Regions from separate parts of the Homo sapiens genome. Here region 2 is linked to region 1. The links are chromatin loops, found by intact Hi-C in ENCODE. Cell type or tissue: chondrocyte. All regions are shown on one strand. Links, peaks and the distances in the headings refer to the core of each region. The heading gives the core; the rest is flanking DNA.

Region 1 (12,233 bases), core at 3,360-7,359:
CGGATGCTCACTGCTCACTGCATGTCAGTAATGATGACGAGGTGCGTTTCTTCATCTTGAAATAAATACTCATCACAAACACATAGAAGAGCGACAATGGGAGGAGACACTTTAAATATTTATGCAAAAATAAAAAGGCAATAGATTCTGAAAGATGTGCTTTTCCAGGTGAGGCTTGGGAGCCTGACAGCAAGGATGCTCAGGGGGTCATGGTTTGTGGCTCTTGGGCGAGGGAGACTCCCCTTTGGAGGGGTCCACATAGTTTTGAGGGGTCCAAACTATTCCATCATAGTACTCAGAAGTTATTTCCTTTCTGCCCTCATGGTGTGGCAGTGATGATGATGATGAAGCTGCCCGTGCCTTCGCTTCCTGGACCAAGTCGGTGGACCCCAGCGGTACAAGCAGTCCTTGAATTCTCCACTGTCATGATCAACATTTTTAAAAATTCTAGCTTTACTTAAGGATATCCTTGATAAGCAAAAAAAAAAAAAAGTCTGAATTGTTTTACATAATCACTCTCTTTTTCACAGGGCTGGGTGCTCATCTGTGGTGTTGCACACGGAGAGACAATGGACCTCTACAAAAATGCACCTGTTTCATAGAACCATCTGAGCAGTTTTGTTTGTTGGTTTTGAGACAAAGTCTTTCTCTGTCACCCAGGCTGGAGCGCAGTGGTGCGATTGTGGCTCACTGCAGCCTCGACCTCCCAGGCTCCAGCGATTCTCCCGCTTCAGCCTCCTCAGTAGCTTGGACTATAAGTGTGCACCACCACGCCTGGCTAATTTTAAATTTTTTCATAGAAACAAGGTCTTTCTGTGCTGCCCAGGTTTGTCTTGAACTCCTGGGATCAAGCAGTCCTCCTGCCTCGGCCTCCCAAAGTGCTGGGATCACAGGTGTGAGCCGCCTCGCCCAGCCCATGCGTGGTTTTCAGGGAGCATCATTCAGACTTGGGTGATGTCTTCCCAAAGATGAATGAAGGAGTGATGATGAATGCCAACCGCTCTGATAGTGCAAGAAAAACAAATGAATGAAGTGAGCCCACCCCTCCAAGGAAAGCAACTGACAGCGTTTGTTGCCAATGATCACATTCAAGCTTTTTCAAATGAAATTTAGGATTTTGGAAAACGTGCATCCCCACCAGGATCTTGATGGCTCTGCAGTATTTTTCTGATGAATTGATGGAAATATTCGTGAGCGGGATTTCTTAAAATATTAAAAAATAAATTGTATCAATATTCTTCAGAAAACCTGCATAACTCAGTGAAGAAATATTTTCCAATGACCCATATATGACGTTATGAAATCATGCGTGAGTAACAGAATTATTCGAAGTACAAGACAGACCAATGGATTTTGTGAGTACAAAATTCATTTTTCATTTTGAGTGCAAAAATTCATTAATACGGTTTCAGATTCCACAATTCGAGTAACTTTAAGAAGCCACCACTTGTCAAGTTTGGGTGTAGTATCAAAGAAGATGGTCCGCAGTTATCTGGAAGAGCCATGAAAATCCTTTCACCTCTTCCAGCTGCATATCTGGTGAGGCTGGATTTTCTTTATTCCCTTTAACCAAAACAGCATATTGCAACAGATTGAGTAGAGAAGCAGATATGAGCAACCAGCTGTCTTTTCAATCAGACCAGGCATAAAAAGCAATTGTAAAAACGTGAAACGATGCCATTCGTCTCACTACATTACTATTTTAAGTACGCTATTTTTTAAATAAATATGCTGGTTATGCTAACTTGTGGTGGGTTTATTATTTTCACATGAATTAATAAATATTTTTAAAATCCTAAGTTTTAAGTTCTAATATGATAAATATCAATAGGTGTACGCCACATAGACAAGAACCTTTTGGGGTCTTCAAGCATTTTCAGGAGAGTGGAGGGGTTCTGAGACCCACAGTCTGAGAAGTGCTGCTCAGTGGGGCACGCCCTCCCCCCAGGCTGCCAGTTCCTCGTGTTAAAGCTCTTCCTGGTCTAAGCTGGGTCTCCCGGCCCAGGAGACGCCTGCAGCCAGGGGCTTGTCACTGGTTCCATTCTTCATTCATTCGTTCTGTTTGCTTTTGCTATGCATCCTCTCCATCAGGACCTGCCCTGCGCTGGTGGGCGGTCACCGTGGGCCTGTGAATGGACCAGCACTTTAACTCACTGCTGGAGGCAGGGAAGGGCGTGGAGGTGGTTGTCCCCATCTACTTCTGACACAGGCTTAAGAAAACTTGCCTGCCCCATGCCCAAAGTCACCCGAACCTTAACCACATAGACAACATGATCAATGCCATCTGTCTGCAAGAACATCATCTTGGGAACATAATCATCTCCAATAAATTTGCAACTGAATTTTCTTTGTTTGTTTCATTGAAGAGCTGGCTGGGTACATATTTCAGACAAGTCATGAGGCTCTTCTAGATCAGTGTCTGAGAAGACATTTGCTGTGCTTGTAGCAAATGCTGTTGTAATCTCTGCCAGGCTGCGGGAAAACAGGAAGACACGGGCACTTTGGTGGATGGTGGAGCTGGGGAGGTCAGCTCTTAGAGCAGCAGCGAGCTGGTGGAAAATTGACAGGAAGAGTCCCATAGAGGTGCCAGGCCAGCCCTTCTCTGCAAGCAGTGGGTGGGGCCTACCGTGGGCCTGAGGACCCACTGGTGGGGCAGCCCCTGGGCCCCTTTCATCTTAGGGTTCTCTCTGTGGCAGAGCCGACCCTGGTGAGGCAGAGTTGTGGTGTGGGGGTCCCATCTCTGGGCTGGAACCCCTGGGGAAGGTGTGGGTGTCAGAATGAGCCCTGTCAGGCCAGTCCCCCGCACGTGAGACCCAGGTGGACAAGCAGCCCCGGCACGTGAGACCCAGGTGGACAAGCAGAGAGGAGTGGAGGGAAAACATTAAGGTCTTGGCCGGACCCGAGAAACTGATCTGAAGCTACTTCAGGGCTCCTGAATCAGGGGAGTGGGGCGGAGCTCTGGGCTTGCTCTGCACCTGCACAGCTTCCTGTGAGGCCAGCGTGCCTAGGGCCGGGCCTGGCTCTGGCCTGTTCCCTGTAGCCTGCAGTGTTCTCCAGCATCCAGGCCAGCGATGGGGTGGCAGCAGGAATCCCAGGAGACAGGCCGGGCAGGCTGGGCTCTGTTCTAGCACGTGGAGGGGCACTTGGGTTGTGCCTGGGGGGAGCAGGGGGTGGGGTGTCCTCCAGGAGTGTGGTGGGCCTGGTGTTGGCCCTGTCTGCAGGAAGTGCAGCATGGCCCAGAGGCTCCCAAGCATGGCCTTTCATGGGGACCCTTCATGGGGATCGTGGTTCTGCGGTTCGAGAGGAAGGGGTGAGGAAGGGAGTAAGGATACATCGTGGTGTGGCCAGCAGCCGGACGCTCAGCCCCAGATGGGGCATCAGAGGAGCCTTGGTGGATTTGTCTGAAGATTGTCTGGGGGAAAGGGAGGTGTGCCTGTGGCTGGCATCCTGTGGGGATATCTACAGGGAAGCCCCAGTGTGGGGCAAGAGGCCCACAGCTGGGGCCTGGGGAGGCACTCAGACTGGAGGGGGGCCACCACAGGCCCAGGCAGCAGGAGCTGGTATTGGAGACCAGGGTGGCTCAGTATGTTGGAAGCGGTGCCTGACAGGGTCCAGCACATGCACCGGGCCCCATTCTGAACCTGATGGGGTAGCCGGGAAACTAGGTGTGGTTGGGTGCAGAAGCTCTGCGTGTAGGGGAAGGTGATGGTGCTGGGGGAGTGGTCAGAGTGGGTGCCCCTCCCAGAAATTGCTTCACCCTGTTTCTTCTCCAGTGGGGGGAAACTAGCTTTTCAGGAGAAGAGGCCAAAGCTGGGGCCCACAGAGGAGCTTGGCCAGGCTGCCTCTCCCACCCATGAGTCAGGATGGGCCGGCAGCAGGGGCTGGTTCTGGTGGGTGCACCGAACCTCGGCGGATCTACCCCTGCACCCCCATCTTCCACCCACTCCCCAAACCCTGAGTACCAGCCCTGCCCAGAGGCCCGGGTGTCTCTAACATGTGTGGTTTCTCCATCCTCAGCCCCGACTCTGCTGGGATGTTCTTCCTGCCGGTGTACTGCCTGGGGAGCAGCTGCTCCTGACTAAGATGCTGTCAGGATCCTAGCCCAGTCCCGTGCCCCCCGCCTCCTGCCCCTCCAGTCCATCCCTGCTCAGCCTGGGTCCTTCCTCCTGCAGGCTGCCTGCTCATGGGGCCCTCGAAGCAGATGTGGGTTTGCTGAGTGAGGAGAGGAGGAGTGTCTCAGGATCTGGCCTGCACGGTCTCCTTGGCCCCCTGGCCAGGCCCGCGTGGTAAGAGCCGATCCACACGGGGCTCCTGGGGCCCCGCCCATGGGCTGGCTGCTCACATGGACTATGCTGATGCTGATGATGCCGGAGCATAAATAAAGGTGCTGAAAGCTGACTTGGCCAGATGGGGACCAGCTCCACGGGATGTGTGGGTCAAATGGGGAGGGCCTAAGATCCAGAATGAGACCTCAGTGGGAGCATGAGGGGGCTCTACCAGCTAGGGCTCGTGCAGGGGCTGGCAGGGCTGGTGCAACTCTGGGACAGGCTGGGCTCTGGCCTCTGGTGGGAGCCCTGCTCTGGAGCGGGTCCTGCACTGGAGGAGGTCACATTGAGCCGCAGGTACATCCGGCAGGGCGGGAGGGTGGCTGACACCAGGCAGGGCCCAGGCCTCCAGCCGCATGCAGGCAGGGAGGGGTGCGGGGAGGAGTGTTGGCAGGGCCTGGCTGTGGTAAGGGAGAAACATCTGTCGTCTGGTGAGGAGGGGGCTCCTGGGCACCCCCTTCCCCACCCCGCCCCTGCCCTGTCTGACCCTGGTGGTCATGTGCCACACCATCGTCTTTCTAGTCCAGGGACAGACACAGCTCTTTGTCCCTGGAGGCTGTGGGGTGATACAGATCACAGAATCAGAGGTTCAGAGGCTCTGTTTGTTTCTCGGGGACTGCTGCCCATGCCGGGCAGAGCAAGCTGCAAGTCCCCCAGCCCCAATCCTCCAACCTCGGGAGCCAGAGACTGGCCGAGGAGCTGTCTGCAGAGGGCACAGCCAAATCTGGTGCCTCTAGGGCCATGTGCAAACCCCTCCCCAGCCCAACCACACCCACTTGCTCAAAACCCCCACTCACGTGCACCCCCCATGTTCATGCCCTGCCACCCACACATGTGCACCCCCACCACGTGCACACACCACTCACACACAGGGAATACAATATTTAGTGTTTTTTATTTAGTGTTTTTTGTTTGTTTGTTTTACAAAACCAAGTTCTTGGCCCATGAAGCAGCGCCTCTTGTTCCCAGCGCATGAAGGGCAGGGAGCACCAGGGAAAGACGGGAGGCTGGGCCCCACCCCAGACAAGCCCCTCTCCGTCTCCTACCCACTAGTCTGCTCTGGAAGGCAGAAGGCAGCAGTTCTGAGGCCCCAGCTTTAGAAGTCTCTCCGCACAGTTGCGCTCAGCCACGAAGCTTAGAAGTCTCTCCGCACAGTTGCACTCAGCCGCGAAGCTTCTCCTTGCACGGGAGCACCACTAGCCAGCCACATGCCGGGGGCTTTTCAGAGAGGGGGAAGTTGGGTCTAGGGGGTCACTTGTCAACAGGGAGTCTCTGCCCTTGTCGTCATGACCTGGTTCCTGGGCTCCACCTGGGGCATCCCTGCCTTGTCCCTGCTGCGTCTCCTCAGTTCCCAGGGCTGGGCCCAGAAAAGTCTCCAGGACACTGTGCCCAGCCCAGACCCAGGGGCTCCAACCAGAGCAAGGGCTGAGAGCAGTGCTCCCTGGCCCCTGCACACACACAGCTGGCACCTCCCTCCCTCCCTGGGTGTGCGCTGCCGCCTTCCCCTGCCCGGCCTCCCTGCCCCACCTCAGGGAGCTGGGATGGCTACTGTGTCCCCACACCTCCTCCAGGGGGGCCCTCCGCTACCTCTTCCCCACTGCCTCTCTGTCCCACACCAGCCCTGGGGCCCGGCCCTGCACTGCTCTCTCCAGAATCCTTTCCAGGGCTTGGGGGCAGGACTGCCTGGCCCCTGCACCCAGATCGCTGCTGAGACTCTCCCTGAGCGGGAGGCCCTAAGAATCACAGGCTCTCCAGCCCCACTGCCTTCTGTGCTCTCAGCTCCCGCCCATCCTGGGCTCAAGGCCTGGTGGATTTCCTCAGGCCTTGGCCCCTAGAGCCCACTCTCTCCTCCTTTCTCCTGGCCTGGGTACCTGAGGTCCCAGGAGGCCCGCTTCAGGGCACCCTTCTGACCTGAGACGGGACTCTTGAGTCCCAGCCAGCGTGGCCGATGCGCAATCCCTTGGTCAAATGCCCTTCGGTGGGTCAGCACCTCCGGCCCATCATGCTGTGCTGGTCAGTCCCCGTGGGCGTATTCTTACCCGTTCAGCCTGGCAGCTCTTCCGGGTCCCACAAGAGTCTCTGAGCACAGCGGACGCCCCTTCTTCACGAGCTCCACACCCTGTTCTGACTCCACAGTCTCTCTCTGATGACAGCTCGGAGGGCTTCCCTCGGGCCGACACCTTCCTGGAGACCCTGGATGTATCCGGCAATCGTGGTGCAGAAGAGGGGCCTCCAGGGCCCTCCAGATGGGGCACGGGAGCCACTCAGCAAGAGCACTGGGCAATTATGCACGAAATATTCATCCAATTATTTGCCTAACAAATTAACTTAGTTCATCATGAAAAAGTGGAATTAGTTTTATTTATTGGGTGCATGAAAGTCAAAGCAAGCCAACTTTTAAAACACATGTAATATGTACGCAACTATTTCTAGCACAATAAAGCCAATTATTTTTGAAAATAAAATCTAGTACTGGTTAGAGCATATCTATAGCAACTGTTGGGTAGTCATTCTTGTCTATTTTTGAGCAATGAAAAGTCAAAACTATGCAAATGGCTGGAGGTGCACTTTTATAATAAAATGTTGAGTATTTGCAGGCGTTCACTTGCAGGGCGGCTGCACACTTCTGATTGAAGGCTCTGTGGTAGCGTCGCTCTCCCAGGACACAGAGCTGGGCCTTTTGGGCTGCGCGCACATTCGGTGTGACCCCCTCTGTCCCTCTCCTCTCGCATAGGGGTCAGCGCTGCATGAGGATAGAGTGTGTCCCCCTCCTCGCATGTGGCTACTCTAGGGGCCATCCCGCTCATCGCTTCTTGCCCAGTGTTCTGTCTCCAGTTCTGTCTCCAACTCTGCACTGGAATCCTCTTTGACCAGACCTCCTTCCTGCACATGGGTAAAGCCCCTGCCTCTCCGAGTGGCACCCGAGCCCTGTCTACCACTGCTTCCCTGTGGACAAGCTGCCCAGACGGGGCCCCAGCTCTCTGTGTCCTTCCATGGAAGGCTCTTGTCTCTTATCTGTGGTGCGCCGTGCTCCCCAGGCTCGTCCTCTTTCAAGTCTCACCTCAAACTTTGTACCGGGGGCCTTCGTAACCCCCTTCTATCACCAGACAGAGCCATCTCCTCATCGGCCCGGCCTCCTCCTCACTCCCATTGTCCTGCTGCTCAGACCCATGGTCCTCCAAGGCTTCTCTCTGTATTTCAAACAAAGCCACTGCAGCCACAAAGATTCTGTTGACTTTGTAAATAACGAAGCAATAAAAATACCAAATATAGTGTCTCAAACTATACATGTGCCACTCTTCCTCTTCATCAATAATCACCATTTTAAGGTATGAGTTACAACAGGATGATAATTGCCAGGTGTAAGCTACGTGCTTGACTATTTCTATGTGTTAATTCATGTAGTTCTAACAAGAACTGTTTTATCTTGGTACTGCTATTTTCATCCCCATTTTCCAGGTGGGAAAGGTGAGATCCAGTGCGAATAATGACTTTGTCTAAAGCTACACAGATAGTGAGTGTTAGATCCAAGATGCTACTCTGAGTCACACCATTAACCCCTATGGATGTCTGAAACACGTTTGCATATCTGTGCCCCTATTAGACAGTTAAGTTTCTTGAGAACAAGATCATGCCTAAGTTGTCAGCATGTAATGCCAGTTGAATAAAATTAGAGCAATCGCCAGGGTTGATGGCTGCTGATGGGGTTGGGTGGGTGTTGAGTTCTGGCCTTGCTAGTTTCAGCCCCATGTAGGTGCAGACTTGGTTGGCATCTTAGTTCCACAAGGTGGGTCTGCCAATTCTGACCAGCTCAGCATGCACTGGGAGGCTCACCTCTGTCAGCAGAAATACTTTGTACAAGTCTACAGCTCTGAGCTAGGGGTCTAGGGAAAGCACCTCCAGCATGAAGCCTCCCTCTGGCCTCATGGTGCAGCTAGGGTTCTGCCTCCATTTGCTGCCTTGTTATACAGTTCTTAGAAGGAATTAGGCTCAGGAGCCCCACAAAGGTCTTATGCAACCCTCTTCTTGGGGCTAGAAGCAGTCTCTTCTTATCCCACACCTGGGGATCTCTTCAGAGATGAATTTCTTGGAATCTTGTACAGAAGTCAATTCCTTATCGATTAGCACTTAACTCATAATAGGATCTAGGGCAGGGAGAGGTATTAGGAATCAATAAGAGGTCCTTCACAGGGAGGAAACTCAGAGGGCTTCACATCCATGGGGACAATGGGAAAGAGTGGGTGCAGTCCTATTTTCCTAAGGGCTGGGACATGGCTTCTGTTCTTTCAGATGTTCTCTGTGACCTACATACTCCTAGATGTTTCAGTTTTTGAGTGTGTATGTTAATATTTCCAACTACAATTGTACAACAACTACATAGTTTTATCAGCTGTTATGTATATTGACACTATAGTATTTGATGCATATATGTCCATAATAACTATATTTTCTTTTATATTTTATTACTGTTTATGTTGTGTCCATAATACTCCTCTTTGATTACTGGCATGGGTTTCACCTAAACAGATTTTTTAGTCTTATATGAAAACATTGGCTGTTAGGCATTTCAATTTCTTTCTTTTTTCTTTCTTATGTGTCTCCTGTAGATATTAAATTACTATTTCTTTAAAAATATCTGTTCTGAGAACTTGTCTTTTGATTAGAGATTAGTATAATTCATTCACATTTACTATACTTAATGTTATATTAAGAATTATTTCACAATTATTATTCACAATTTTATTCTCATATTCTATGTACATTTCGTTTTTCCTTCCTAACTTCCATTGAACAGACAATTTTTTTGCTGATTTTGACATAATATATTTTATTTTGATTCTTTGGGTGGTCACCCATAACTTCTTCAGATCTATAGTTATGCTTATTCTCCCCAACAATTTCCTAAATTTACCATGATCTATCTCTTCCCTGTAAATAAGACAAGTACCTGAGGCTACTCTCTTATTTCTCTGAACAATCTCTCACATCCCAACCTCTCTCCTATACCATGCGAGTATCACCTAGAATTTCGGCTGTAGATTGACATGTATACTTTTGTTTCAGTCCTTGCTTTAATAACTGATTTAGTCACCCATATTTCTCATATTGCTCATGTTCATTTCTTTTCTTGAAATAGGATGATCTTTTAAAATGTTTTCTAAAGAGTCTTTGTGTGATAAAAATTCTGAAGCCCTACATATCTGAAAATATCCTTATTTGGCCAAGGCATATAAATGACAGGTTAGCTAAATATAAAAATTCTGAGTTTCAGGATTGTTTTCCTTGAATACAGGGACTATCACTCTACTTTCTTCCTGCATCCACTATTGTTGATAGATACAATGTCAATGTGATTTGTGTTCCTTTGAAAGTTACTGATTTCTTTCCCACTTTGAAAGTTTTATAATTTCCTCTCCTTTAATGTTCATAAATTTCTGTAGTGTACTGAGATCCCTCTCTCTCTCTCTCTCTCTCTCTCTCTCTGTCTGTCTCTCTCTCTCTTCTCTGAGATTGTACATCTTTCTCAAATCTGGGAAATTCTTGGCCAATAAATCTTCATATATGTTCTCTCTTTTCCTTATTGTTTTCTTCCTTTCTGAGTCTCTAATGTATAAACAGATGGCTCTACTTCAGTCTTCTATATCTCTTTACTTTCCACTTCTAAAAATCCTTTTAATATCTTCTTTATTTCTTTTGGAGAATTCTTAAGACAGATCTTTGTGCTTACTAATCTCTGGCTAAATTCATTCTGATATTTAGCCCATATATATGTGTGTGTGTCACACATACCATATACATACACACACACACACACACACACACACACACGGGCTAAATGTATGTGTGTGGGTGTGTGTGTATGCATGTGTGTGTATAGATTTTTTAAATCATTTTTATATATAATTTCTTATTCTTTTTTTTAAATCTTCCCAGTACCCCCTGCCTTATTTCTTAGAGGAAATTAAACAGGCTTATTTTAAACTCTTGTTCCATCTGTTCTATTTATTCTGCTTCATCTGGTATGAATTTCTCTTCTTGTTGTCTTTCTCTATATAGCAGTTGTATTCTTAAGAAGTCTCATTACTTTTACTGAGCTAATACACCCTTCTGAGATATTATCTATCTGTGCTGGAAGTGGATATTTGAGGGGAGGGGATGAAACCCATGTAGACAATTTCTCTGCTTCTGAGGATTTTTTGAGATGGAGGGAGGATGCATCCTCTGGTGAAGAGCATCTGGTATTACACATTACATCTCTCCCTTGGCACCGGTCTCACTTAAGCAACTCTCTCCTGAGCATGATTACCTAATCCTGGAGCTGTGAAGGGGGTACAGGGATAAAGGAATACTCTGTGGCTGGAAAGCCTGGATGAATGTGTTTTGAATTATCCTTCATCCAATTTGTGCGTAGTAGAATCTTTAATTTATCCTCCCAACCAGCTACCACTGGGATGGCTGCTCCCTCCTCACACAGGGTAAATGGGGCTTCCTTGAGCTTCTTAAATCAGTAGATTGAAGTCTGTCATCAGTTTTGGAAAATCTCAGCCATAGTCTCCTCAAATATTAACTCTGGTGTATTCTCCTTGTCTTCTTCTTCTGTGACTCCAGATAGAAGTGTGTTGGTCCACTTGCCCACCGTTTACATGTCTGCTCTTGCTAGTCTTTTCTTTCTCTCTGAGCTTTGGTCTTTCTGTTCGCTTGGCTGATCTACTGTGCCCCATCTGCTATGAAGTTTATTTAATGAGTTTTCAATTTCAGATATTCTATTTTTTACTCAGAATGTCTATTTGATTCTTTTTACAGATTCCAAAACTTTTTTTTTTTTTGGGAAATTCTCCATCTTTTCAGCCGCTTAGTGCATCTCTCCCCTCTTGGCTTTGATGCCTTTATAATTGATAATTTTAAGTCCTTGTGTGCTAATTTCTGTATCTGGATTATTTACAGATCTGCTTCTATTGACAGCTTTTTATCAATCATTAGTCATGTTTCCCTAGTTCACATTCATCTAAGTTCTGATTACAGGAAAGTCGTCGTGTATACAAAGATGATGGAAACTAAAGTTGTTGCTACTGTTTCTCTGACAATTTCTGCCTCTCCCTACCCACCTTTTTTTGGAAGATGGGGATTAGGTGCTAATCACCGCAACACAATTCAGGATTGAGCTGATTTGAGTCTGGGGTACAACATGAGAAGCAGTGCACCTGTTTTCCAAGTCTGAAGACTGAAGCCAGACGGTGGGCCTGGCAAGTGGGGCAGTGGGAGATCTCATTCCCTCTCTAGTGCCTCCACCCTTCTTGTACCACTGCAGAAGCCAGCAATAAACCTACAGGAGAAAACAGCTCAGTGTTTTGAGCTCCTCTAGATTCTGATCTCTTAGCCCAGCTCAAATTATTTTAAAAATAGCCACTGACTTATCTTTCCCTCAAAAGAGCCCCTCTGCCTAGGAAAAGCTTAAACCTCAGCCTTTTCCCAGATTCAGAAAATCTCTCCCACCCCCGCCCCCAGGGACAAAATGGTCAGTGATTGCAGCTCAGCTGGGAAGGGCTCTTCCTGCTCTGGAATTTTAATTTGTTTGGTTCTTCTACTTTCACTGCTAATCAATGGTTTTACAACTATAATCTTTATAATTTATCAATTTATTTTTCTAGTTGTGTTCGGAGCAGTGAACTGTTGATATTTACTCTAAACTCCCTAGAAACTGAAACCCTTACAGTGGTTAGGGATAGTAGATGGACCAGTTTTTAACTTCTGCCCAGTGCTGGAAGAAGGATTAAAGACACACCAGGAAAATTCTCCCCACATCCTATCTCTGGAGTCTCTTTTTTTCTACTCTAGGCAATAATTCCTCCCTATACTACCCCATCCCAGAAGCCCAAGTACCCAGAGTTCTCAATGTTTTAAGGGAAG
Region 2 (12,233 bases), core at 4,805-8,804, 110 kb before region 1:
TATTGCCCGGTGCGACATCAACCAACACTAGTTCTAACCTTGCAATCTTAGTTCCACATTCTCTTCTCATTGCTTGTAAATATAAGCATCTCTTAAAGCGCTCTTTGAGAGCTTTGCCATCTGTTGGTTCTCCCGTTCATGAGTTAAATAAACCTTTGACACGTGCCCACTGTTTATTTGTAGGAGCGTCTTTCCTTAAATCATTCTCTGGCAGATTATACATGCATCCTGTGTTTAAGGCTAACCCAAGGAGCATTGATTTGACTCTGAAATTATAGCTGCATTTGTTTCTGGAATAATTTTCTTTAAGCGTTGTAACAATCCCTTACGATTCACAGATTCCACGTGTCCCCCGGTTGGGCGCTATGCTGTACCTGTGTCCCAGGAAAGCAGACATACTCTTACTGGTGAGCTTCTCTTGTTCATGTTTGGTCTTGGTAACCCCTCTCAGCTAGTGACCTTGCTGCCTTGGCCTGAGCCCGGTGAACGCTGCAACATGGCGGACTCAATGGCGTTTATTCCACTGTGTGAAACGGCTTTCTTCTACTTATTTATTATTATTTTTTTTTACCACAGTAAATCTTTTTGACCTGCGTTGGCTGGTGGCAGGTGTGTGGGAGATGGTGTTGGATCCCGTGCAGGAGACGCAGAGCAGGAGGCTGGAGGAGGAGGGCAGAGCTCTGGGGACTCTACCGCATGGAGAGGAATGACAATGGGTCCAGAGGGTAGGGATGGGCAGGTGCAGAGGGGATGGCGGCAGAAGGCAGAGTAGCCATCACTGGCCAACCGCTTCTTCCACACCTCTCAATCTCCAGGCACGGCCAGACCTCAGGACAGAAGAGGTCAGATCTGCCAGGGCACGTGAACATTGGGGAGGCCGTGGAGTCCCAGGGTGACTGCAGCTCCCCTAAGAGCCTGCTGCCCACGAGGTGGCCTCTCTGCACTCCCCAATTCCAGGGGTTATCTGTGACCCCTCTCCTCTCCTGCCTCCTTTCTTGCTCTCTCCCCTCTCAGCTCTCTCCTACTGTGTCGGCCACGTCTTAAAGTCAGTGGTAGACGCAGTAGAGGTGAAGGTGGTTCATGACTCCAGTACGGCATGAAACATGGCTTTCCTCTTTGGTTTCTGAGAACTGTGCACTGTGGGGTGAGCATTTACACAGAAGCTCTTGCTGTTTTCCTTCTCTATTGTGGGCTCAGAAATGAGAATGAACAGGGTCCCAAAGGGCACCTCTCTGTTGTCCCCTCCCTTTCTCCAGATCCCTCACAGGGCCTGCTCCATGCCCAGAGGACTCTGGGTCTCCACCAGGAGAATTGTAGACCCTCTGGGGAGGATCGGGATGGTCTGAAGAGGCTGCTGGGAAGCAACCTGCCAGCTTCAGGGCTCAGGCGTCTTGTCCAAGATCTCAGAGGGTGTCACCAGCAGAGGGAACAAAGCCAGGAGGTGGCACTTTTCCTGGTCACCCTCATCCCAGGCTGCCTCACACAGGTGCCAGGGTCAGGCTGAGGGCCTAGGGGAGGTCCATCTCCCTCTGACTCCCTTCTCCTTCCCCCCTTCCATGTGCCCCTGAAATTGCATGAGGCCTGAATGGATAATTAGGAATAATCCCTCAATTTTAAGGCCAGCTCCTGAGCAACCTGCATTCCCCTTTGCTATGCATCCCAACCTACTTCCAGGTTCAGGGATTGGGACGTGGACGTCTCTGGGGAGAGGCATTATTCTTCCCGCCACATAAGCACAGAAACCAGCAAAGGCAACATCATTAACTGTGATGGGTGCTGTGGAAACGATAAGCTTGGTGTCCTGAAAAAGCCACAGACAGGACATCGGGAGGGGCCGTTTGACACTGACGTGAAGACCCAGTGACTAGCTTCTTTCCGGGGTGGGTGCTCCAGCACAGAGATATTTGGAAGATGGTGATCCAGAGCCCCGGTTAGGAGTGTGGCTGTTATTTTAAGCACAGGTGTGAACCCCGCATGGTTCAAGTAGGAGAGTCACTGGGTCTGGTGTTCATTTCTCTCTGGCTGTGGGTAGAGAACAGACTGCTGGGGACAAAGGCTCAGTACGTGGTGCTGCGAAAGCTCATAACAAGCGGTAAACTTGACCTGGTCAAAGGCCAGGAGCAGCCTCCTGGAAAGAAGGTGCATAAATAGGAGTTAATGAACTGGAGAAGAGAGGATAAGAGTTCTTGGCAGCAGGACTGGAAGAAGAAAAGGGAGCAAGGCCTGTGGAATGCATGTAGGAGGTGCAGAGAAGGGATGAAGAAGGTGTGAAGGAGGATGAAGAAGGCATGAAAAAGGCATGTAGAAGGCATGAAGAAGGTGTGAGGAAGACATGTAGGTCTGAAGGAGGCGTGAAGAAGACATGAAAAAGGCATGTATTAATAGAAGGTGTAAAGAAGGTGTGAAGGAGGGATGCAGAAGGTGTGAAGGAGGCATGTAGAAGGCATGTGGAAAGCATAAAGAAGGTGTGAAGGAGGCATGAAGAAGGCATGTAGAAGTCTGAAGGAGGCATGAAGAAGGTATAAAAAAGCATATATTAATAGAAAGCTGAAGAAGGTGTGAATGAGGCATGAAGGAGGAATGTAGAAGGCATGCAGAAGGTGTGATGAAGGCATGAGGAAGGCATGTAGAAGGGGTGATGGAGGCATGAAGAAGGCATGTAGAAAGCATGAAGAAGGGGTAGTGGAGGCATGAAGAAGGCATGTAGAAGGTGTGAATGAGCCATGTAGAAGGCATGTAGAAGGTGTAATGAAGGCATGAATAAGGCATGTAGAAGGTGTAATGAAGGCATGAAGATGGCATATAGAAGGTGTAGTGGAGGCATGAAGAAGGCATGTAGACAGCATAATGAAGGTGTGACAGAGGCATGAAGAAGGCATGTAAAAAGCATAAAGAAGGTGCGAAGGAGGCATGAAGGCATGTAGAAAGCATAAAGGAGGTGTGAAGGAGGCATGAAGAAGGCATATAGAAGCCTGAAGGAGGTGTGAAGAAGGCATAAAAAAGCATGTATTAATAGAAGGCGGAAGAAGGTGTGAAGGAGGCATGAAGAAGGCATGAAGAAGGCATGTAGAAGGTGTGGAGGCATAAAGAAGGCATGTAGAAGGTGTGGTGGAGACATGAAGGCAGGTTGAAGGTGTGATGGAGGCATGAAGAAGGCATGCAGAAGGCATGTAGGAGTGATGGAGGCATGAAGAAGGCATGTAGAAGGCATAAAGAATGTGTGAAGGAGGCATGAAGAAGCCATTTAGAAGGCATGTGGAAGGTGTGAAGAAGGCTGGGAAGGAAGGGAACACAGCTGGAATGGAGAGTGGGGGAGCATGGTGCCAAAGGAGGCTGGAGACCCCACAGGGCTGGCAGGACAGGTGCAGTGCAAGCTTGTCCCGGTTTCCAGGGGACGAAGCCGACAGGATGGGGCTGGCTTCTTGAGCAGGTCATGTGGCTGTGGCATGGGAAACTGACGGCAGCAATGTTAGGAGAAAGAGCGCGGCCAAGGTGAGGGAAGATGGGAGCTTGTGTTGAGGAGCAGGCAGTGGAGATGAAGAGAGACAGGCAAATGGGAGAAGAATAAATCAGGAGCTGAAGTGAGAGGATTCGGTGTTGGATTAGCTGTGGGAGGGTGTGTGAGGAGGGTGTGTGTTGAGGCTGACTCGTGCCCCACCTGGCTCAGAGCACTGGACACCTGGACTGTGGTCCTAAAGGACCACATCGAAGGTGGGAGGTGATGGTGAAGGTACAGCGGGGGTGGCAGGCAATTCAGTTGGGGACATCAAGTTTGAGGTGCTTTTGTAACATTGAGCGGGGTTTGGGTAGTCGGGTCTGGAGCTCACAGGAGACTGGACTAAACGTAGAACCTGGAGTACCACGCATGTGGTGCTGATGGAAGCCACAGGGCTGAGTGAGCTTCCCTGGGGAGGGAAGGCAGAGTGGGAAATGGAGATGGCCCAGGCTGGCCCTGGAGGAGCAGCTCCACTGGTGCCAGGGGCAAGAGAGCCAGCTTTGCCAGGGAGCCGAGGAGAGGCCTGGGGTGGCAGGGGGCTTGGTCTGAGTGTGGCTGTGGACGATGTGGGTGGACAGTGCTTCCAGAAGGAAGGTATAGGCACCAGGTTTGGAGATAAGGACTGGAAACATCTCTGACTCAGGAGCTGGGCGGCTTGAGAGTGTCAGGGGCCTCTCCATGGAGTTGTGAGGCAGACATTAGATTGGTATGAGAAGGAAGAGACTGGAGAGTGATCAGGAGCTTCTCTTTCCAGAGGTTTGGCCGTGAGGGAAAGTAGAGGGCCCAGATGTGCCTGGTGGGGAATGCGGGGTGAAAAGAGGGTTTCATGTAAAAGCCAGGAGGAGAAGCACGTTGCAGGAAGTTGTAGAATCTGCAAAGTGAGAGGAGTGATTCGGCATAGAGACGTGAAGCTTGTGGCTTACTGAGGCTGCCCGTTCCACTCCCAGACAGTTCATGCCTTAGGCTTCCTTTACAGCAAGTAAGACAACTGCCACCCCCGCCCCTTCTCACCACCAGTCCTGGTTTTCCACCATGAGAACAAAAGCAGGCCCCACGGGACAAGAGAAATCCCTTTTTCCCAGGATACAGACCCAAGATCCCCAACCATTCTTTATAGGATGCCCTGTTATCTTTTTTTTTTTTAAAGCATTTTCCATTTTCAGCCCATTTTTTTTTAAACTGATGGAGCTTTAAGTCATCAATTTTCCTTGAATAACCACAGGGACATTGGAGGAACATTCCAGCAACAGGCATGATTCTCCTTGTGGGGTCGACGAGCACATATTTGGTTTGTTGGTTCCAATTTTCCTGGTTCTGAATAAATTGCTGACTTTTGGCATACCTAATAACTGATAGTCAGCACCTATTCCAAATTTTCACAGCAACTAATTACGTTTCTAAAGCACTTCCCTGATAAACTCCAGAAAGTGCTTGTGCCTGGGCAAAGCGGAAACCCTGAAAGGCTGGATGCACCGGCCAGACCCGTTTGGCCCAACAAGAGGACCCAAGGGGGTTACCTGGGCCGGAGCGCAACGCCGTGGATCTGCACCCCTTGTTCTCTCACCAGCAAATCGTGGGGTGTCAGTGAGGTTGGAGGTCATCCAAGCTGACGCCCATTTATAGACAAGAAGTGTGGCTCCAGGTTAACTCCCCACCCCGGCCCCCGAGTTGGAAATGGAGCCTGGTCCTTCCAGGGTCCTGAGAACGGCATTCCTGTGGGTCTCATCTGTGTGCAGTTCTCTGCCCTGCAGGTCTCACCTGTGGTTCTCTAGCTTCTGAACCTGGAGTTAAACCGCAGGAGGGCAGGTCTCAGCCACAGGGTTCCTGCTTGGCTGTCAGTGCCTTGTCCTGTACAAGCATGCTCCAAGAGCTCGCTGAATATCGCTGGACGCATGGAGAAACAAAGTTGGGGTGGGATGATTCCTGTGCATGCTTGTTTTCCCTGCAGCAGATGGAATATATTTCCAGAACCATCTGCTTAGAACAATCAACGTTTCCAATGACCCATAGCCAATGTGCCTAGAATTCCTTGGCTATTCCCTGATCTGATAATTGGGACAAAACCAAGTGAACACCCCGTAAGACAGTCCTACCTGCCCTTGCTGCTTTCCACCACCGTATCAAGGTCACAGATTCATTTAAACAATCCCAAAGGGCACACGACCTCAATTTTTATAATTTCCTTACTGAAATTCAAGAGAAACTTCCTAGCTGTTCCCCATTATCCTTTTGTTGCTTGGAAAAGTTAAAGTTTAAATGGCAATTCTCTTTAGAATTTAATATCTGTTCCCAAACATTCTCGGTTTAATTGCTAACTGATTCTTTAGAAAATTGAATTGCTATATTACATTGTTTTTATGCACCAATGGCCTGGGAAATGTTGGCAGCAGTCCTGCCAAAGATAACGACGTCTATGTATCAAGCTGTGAGTGCTTTATTAGAAAAGTTCCTAGCAAAGATTTTTCTTGTTTTTAATTTTTGCTGCTTTTAATTTTTATACCCAAGACTTGATTTGGATCAATAGATGTTAAAACCAGGATTTTAGTATCTAAGATTCTCTCCACCTTCCTTTAGAGCTGTTGCCACTTATCTTTTCAAACGTGTAAGGAGCATGGCCAAAAGACTGGGGTGACTTTGTGGTCGAAAGAGCATTGAAGTGGCTGAGACCCAGCCCCCAGCCCCACGCGCCCCACTGGGAGTCTCAGCCTTGGAGAGGTCGCCTCCCACCCTGAGACGTCAGGTCCTATCTGTAGCGTAAGGGGGTCACACGTGAGGACTGCCCGCATTTTCAGTCCAGGATTCCACCTGGATGAACCATTCATTACTTCCAGGAGAAAACACCTGTGGATGCTGTTCCAAAGGGCTAAGAGGAAGCAGTGCACAATAGACCGGGGCTGGCCACTTAGATACTCAGTGAATGTGGGGAACTGGCTTATTCTTCTGCCTCAAGGCAAATATAATGTCACTTTCCAAATTAAAACACCTCTCCTGGCTGCCTGACGTCAGCAGGTGCAATGCTCCGTAGGAGGGTGCGCTGAGCAAATGGCACCGAGTCCCCACCTTTCCTTGCAATGCCACTGGGGTGCCTGCCTCAAGAGGCTGAGTTGCCCGCCTCCCCCTGCCCCACACCTCCTGGAAATGGGCTGAACCTGTCCCTTACTCGACCCACAGAATGCAGGGAAGTGAGGCGTGCCAGTTCTGAGTGTAGGCGCCCAGGGCCTTGCAGCCCCATCGTGAGGACGAGCCGGGGTGAGCCTTCTGGAGATGAGAGGTCACCTGGAGAGGGTGAAACCACCCTAGACAGCTACCGACCAGAGGACCTGGCCAGGCTCAGTGAGAGCCCAGCAGAGATGAGGGAACTCTGCTGCAGATCAGCAGAACTGTTCGTCTCCTGGCGGATGTGCGAGAAATGACTCACGGTTGTTGTCTTAACCCACCGGGCTCTGGGGGCGTGTGCCACCCAGCACTAGCTCACCGACACACTGGGTGTCACAGACTCTGCTACTAGCTCCAGCTTCTGGTTTCTTCTCCTGCCAAACGTTTCCTACCTCCCACTCCCCCGAATCAAATCCTACCCTCTGGGCAAGCTCCGCTCCTAAGAGCCCCCGTTCTCTGTGCTGTGCCTCTCCCTTCTCGAGATGTCCCCTCTCTGACGTCCCCTCCCAGGTCTGCTTTCAAATCCATTCTCATTCTCCAGGAGGCTCCTCGGTGTCACCTCCTCATGGAAGGCCTCCCTTTCTGTCCAGCAGAACTGGCCAGCCCCTCACACAGCTGTTGTCTCCTGCTCACAGAGAGAAGACCGTTCAACTCTCCACTGGTCCTGATTTCTGTGTTTCCAGGCCGTCCTCTCTAGGCTGCAGTCTGGAGGGTAGGAACCACGTTGTACTCACTGTTGGATCCCTGTGACGTTGTGGGGCGTTCAGCAGGTGCTCAGAGCCTGGGGACTGTGGGACTCCTGGGTAGTGCTGGAGGCCCAGGGTTCCTCCGCAGTGATTCTTACAGGCCCCGCCGGGGTCCTGAGGTCTCCCCTTTCGAGGTGGCTGAGTGGCTGATGCAGGGGAGGAAGGCTGACCCAGGAAAGGACATCGGGGCTCTCGATGGCTTTTCTGAGGTTTTGTAGCTGCATCACTCACTTCTCTGGGCCTCAGCAGCTGTTGGGGTCACCCTGCACCCACCCTACGGTTCTCCATCCACCTTTTCACTCCTGTCATTGCTGCAGCAACCACCTGTGCACAGGTGAACCGACAGCCCCTCCTCTCATCAGCAACTCACAGCTCCCTTCTGGGGGTGCTTCCCTGCTGTGGATGTCCCCGCAGCCATGCAGCCATCTTCACACACCCAGCCCAAACAGGCTGGTGCCACCCTTACCCAGTGGGGTCCTGGAGCCAGAGGATAAATGAGCTTTTTGCCCCGTTGCAGCCTGCAGCACTGACCCTTGGACTTGTTTTCCCTCCTCCCTTGTTTTAATTTTCTCATTGCCCTGGGGTTGCTTCCCCAAATAGACAACTTACTCCCAAGCTTTATCTCCAGGACCCGGGGTTACCAAACACTGTGTCCAAGATGGCTGCTTAGGTCTCAGAGCCAGAGGAGGCCCAGGCACAGAGCAGGCAGTGCACGTGCTCTGGGGCCAGGTGCAAGGGATTCAGGTCCTGGCTTGGTCACCTCTGGGCAGGCCTGATTTCCCCAGCCTCGGTTTCCTCCTCTCTAAGGTGGGGACAACTCCTGGCTGATGTGAGACCTTGACTGCAAGTGTCCAGCTCTCTGTGCCACTGCAGCACTGCCTCTGGGTTCTGGGGATCCCGGGATGGGGGCTGTCCTGCTCCTTGTCACTGTCCTGCCCCCAGCACAGGGTCTGCACAGAATCAGCCTTCACACATCAGCAAGGGCTGAGTGAGTCCAGGGATGCGGCTGCTCCTGCTGGCCTCTGAGCACAGCCTTGGCTGGGAGTGGGGCCTGAGTGTGGCCACACAGCGACCACTGTGTCCTGGCCTAATGTTCTGAGGTCTCCATGTCTAGGCAGCAGTGTTTCAGCCATCAGGATCCAACTACCAATGACCTTTCTGGGTTTCCATTCTCCTGGCAACTCGAGCCATCATCCCTGTACTGGAATCTGCCACCTGCCGTGAACAGGGTGGAGGTGGGAGAGGTGCACATAGATGCTCTCCCTCCCTCCCCTGCCCCCCAAACTCTAACCTGGAAAATGGAAAAGAGAGAAATTACCCTTTTTTTTTAACCTAACTTGCTCCGTGACTGACTTAATTAAAAGGAGGATGAGGGCTGCCTGTCACAGGGAGGCTCCTGGGATGAGTGGGGGGCTCAACCCGGCATGGGTGAGCCTCTGATGGGAAGAGGGAGAAGAGGCCAGGGTCACCTGGCGTCCCTCAGAGCAGCCACCTGGAGGGAAGGTCACCCGGGCTCTTAGTCACATCTGTGGCCACCTCTGAAAACACCTAACTTCTTTTTACAAACTGGGAATGTCCACTGAGCTGGAGTTGTCTGTTGGAACTGTAACGTCCACTCCCAAGTGCTTCTCAAACTATTATATTTTGTTTAAAGAAGATTCTCTTCATCCAATATGCTTGTGAAAATAATGAGGTAAAGTATACATAACATAACGTTTTACCATCTTTGCCATTTTCTTTTATATTTTTTATTTTTATTTATTTATTTTTTTGAGACGGAGTCTCGCTCTGTCACCCAGGCTGGAGTGCAGTGGTATGATCTTGGCTCACTGCAAGCTCCGCCTCCCGGGCTCACGCCATTCTCCTGCCTCAGCCTCCCGAGTAGCTGGGACTACAGGCGCCCACCACCACGCCCGGCTAATTTTTTGTATTTTTAGTAGAGACGGGGTTTCATCATGCTAGCCAGTATGGTCTCGATCTCCTGACCTCGTGATCCGCCTGCCTTGGCCTCCCAAAGTGCTGGGATTACAGGTGTGAGCCACTGTGCCCGGCCCCATCTTTGCCATTGTCAAGTGCACTTTTCAGTGGCATTAAGCACGTTCACATTGCTGTACAACTGCCACCACCATCCAGCTCCAGAACTTTCCCTTCTTCCCAAACTGAGACTGCGTTATGAAACGCCCACTCCCCATTCCCTCCCTGGCAGCCTCCATTCTATTTTCTGTCTCTGGGGATCTGGCCCCTCTAGGGACCTCCTACAAGTGGAATCACCCAGTACTTGTCCTTCTTGTGTCTGGCCTCTTGCACTTGGCATCAGGTCCTCAAGGTTCATCCACAGCGTGGCAGGCATCAGAATCTCCTCCTCTGAGAGGCAGAGGGACATTCCATGGTACGGACGGATCGCATTTAGCTTGTCCACTCACCTGTTGATGGACACGGTTGCTTCCACCTTTTGGCACTTGAGGACGATGTGCTGAGAACAGGGGTGTGCAAATGTCTGTTTGAGTCTCAGCTTTCAGGTATTGTGGGTCTATACCTAGAAGTGGAATTGCTGGATCATAGGATAATCCCATGTTTAATTTTTGGAGGACCTGCCACACGGTTTCCCACAGCTGAGATGTGTGTGCGTGTGTTTTTAATTAGAGAAAGAAGCTGTGAATGTGTGATCTGGGGAATCGTATCAGCATGTGCTCTAAGCATGTGCATCCCTGAGTGGTTTTAATGTGAAAACAGTTACATATATTTTCTTCCCTCAGCTTGTGAAGAGCAGTTGCTGATTTCACAAGGTTAGGACATTTGCCATCTGATATTATAAGTGGAGTTTGAGGGAAGCCTGTGGACAGGAAGTGGATCTGGAGATGGGGATGCTGGGCACATGGCCTCCTTTCGAGAAGCCCCAACCTTTTAAAAATCAAGGTCATGTTTAAGTAATAATTCGCTGGGAGCAAAAGTCAGAAGGCATGAAAAGGATTCAATGGGAAGAAGCCTCTTTCTCCCAGCCCCATCCAATCACCCAGACACCTCCCTTCCCAGAAGCATCCGGTGATACCAGCCTCTTGTGCCCCTTCCAGATCGATCTAAGCAGGTGCAATCGAGAATGTACATACTTTTCCTTTATTTTATTTTTTTTAACCACATATACAATACCCTATTATATACCTGGCTCGAAACTTTCATGGTGAACTTGGAAGATTTGTTTCTATCAGTTCATAAAGAGCTACCCTGTTCTAAGAGTTGCATAGCTCTCCATTATCTGTCAATCATTTTAAGGAAAAATATTCTTTAAATATGATGTTTCTGATTGTAATGAGGACCGAGGCTCTAGTTGCCTGACGCTTGGAGAAAGCAACTGAATAGCTCAAAAGCAGCTTCTGGGAAGGCTTTTCTTGGGAAAATTGCCTTGAAATATAGCTTTAAAAACCTTTTTATTGAAATACATATTTTTATTGGAATATAGTTTAATGCAGAAAAAAAAGCATGTATCGTAAGTGTATAGTTTGCTGAAATTTTATAGCCTGAACATCTGTGAAGGTGACATTCCCGTATGAAAAAGGGCATGATCAGCACCCCAAAGCTAGATATTTTTGGGGAGTTCTCCGGCCTGATTGATGTCTGAAACACTGAAACTTCAGCCCCAGGCCAGGCTTGTTTGGTTCCTGAGGTATTTGGGGAGCCAAGGATCAACTGATCTGAGGTCTTCTGCAGGCAGGACTGGGATGCTGGCTTCCAGGAGGAAACAGGCCCTGGTGTGTGGGCCCCACCCTCTCCCAAGAGCTGCTCTGGAATTTCCTAGCTGTGTGGTCTCAAGAATATTACTTACCGGCCCTGGGCCTCTGTTTTCTCATCTATAACATGGGAGTAACCATGGGTGGCAGGGTGCCAAGCCCCTGCTAATATCTCCCTGAAAGAGACATCACACTGTCCTGCCTGTCAAAGTCAGGCTTCTAATGAAGCCCTCCTCAGGGTCATCTTGAACAAGCTCAGGGACAGAAGCGGATGCCCTGGGAAGCTCTTAGAAGGGTCCGTGACCCAGAGTCCTCTGCCTCCCGAATCCCTCCCTGAGTTCTGATGCCGGTGTTGGGCAGGGCCTTCTCATCCCTGCAGGGCTGAGAGCAGAAGGTGGAGGGGAACCTGTGGTTATGAAGCATGGTAGGGCTGATCTGGGCTGATCTGGGCTGACCTCAGTTGTCCAGGGCAGGTCCTGTCTGCTGTATCGCTGTCCCCTGGCCCCCACTGTGGAGTGGCCCCAGGTCTCAGGCCCCCCTGACTAACTCAAACCTCTGGCATGTTGGCACCTTGCCCTGGCTGTCTCCAGCTGGCACCTCCCTGCTGCAAGCGTGGCCCCCACCCACTTCACTCTCACCCTGCCCCTTGGCTGCCGCCCTCATGCCCTGCCCCTTCAGGCTCCAGAAATCAGCTTTTCAGCTCTTTTTTTTCCTGGGAAGACTCAGGGTGAGCTGGAATTCCCCAGAGATTAGTTAAAAAAACATCAAAGCGCACTTTGTGCTCTGGTCAACATCTGGCTGTGCAGCTGCTGTCAGCCCGACGTTGCCAAACAACTGGGGGCTTGACTTGGAATGCGCCGCGGGTCAAACGCTGCCAGGCCTGGGCTGTGCTTGGAGCAGAGGTGAATCCAAAGTCAGCAGGTGGGGGGTTTCCCTGGGCAGGGAGACCCTCTGTGGCCCTCCTGCATTGCTGTTGGTACTGGGTCAAAGGGCCGGGGCACGTGTCCCCCAGGACTGAGATGCTCAGATAAATTGTAGGTTGGGGAGATGGTGCAGATGTCGGGATCAGAGCTGGAGGGAGGGTGACCCCAGGCACCAGGACATGGTGGA

The links. Hi-C counts contacts between places; a loop is a spot of excess contacts. Peaks named below come from ENCODE experiments on the same cell type or tissue, not always from the same donor. Only the 100,000 strongest peaks of a DNase experiment are listed, where the experiment ranks them.
Region 2: it touches region 1 in a loop (2.9-fold over the local background); 1 of 110 quality-filtered maps calls a loop at or near these places.

The regions. Positions count from the first base shown.
Region 1 is chr2:239,671,766-239,683,998 of GRCh38, forward strand. No RefSeq gene overlaps it. Among named protein-coding and RNA genes, the nearest start is that of LINC02991, 100 kb to the left of the region's middle. In chondrocyte, for the core only: no CTCF peak of the experiment used is centred there; DNase peaks (open chromatin) are centred at 4,622, 5,796, 6,405, 7,224 and 1 weaker place.
Region 2 is chr2:239,562,945-239,575,177 of GRCh38, forward strand. No RefSeq gene overlaps it. Among named protein-coding and RNA genes, the nearest start is that of LINC02991, 9.2 kb to the right of the region's middle. In chondrocyte, for the core only: no CTCF peak of the experiment used is centred there; DNase peaks (open chromatin) are centred at 6,817 and 8,327.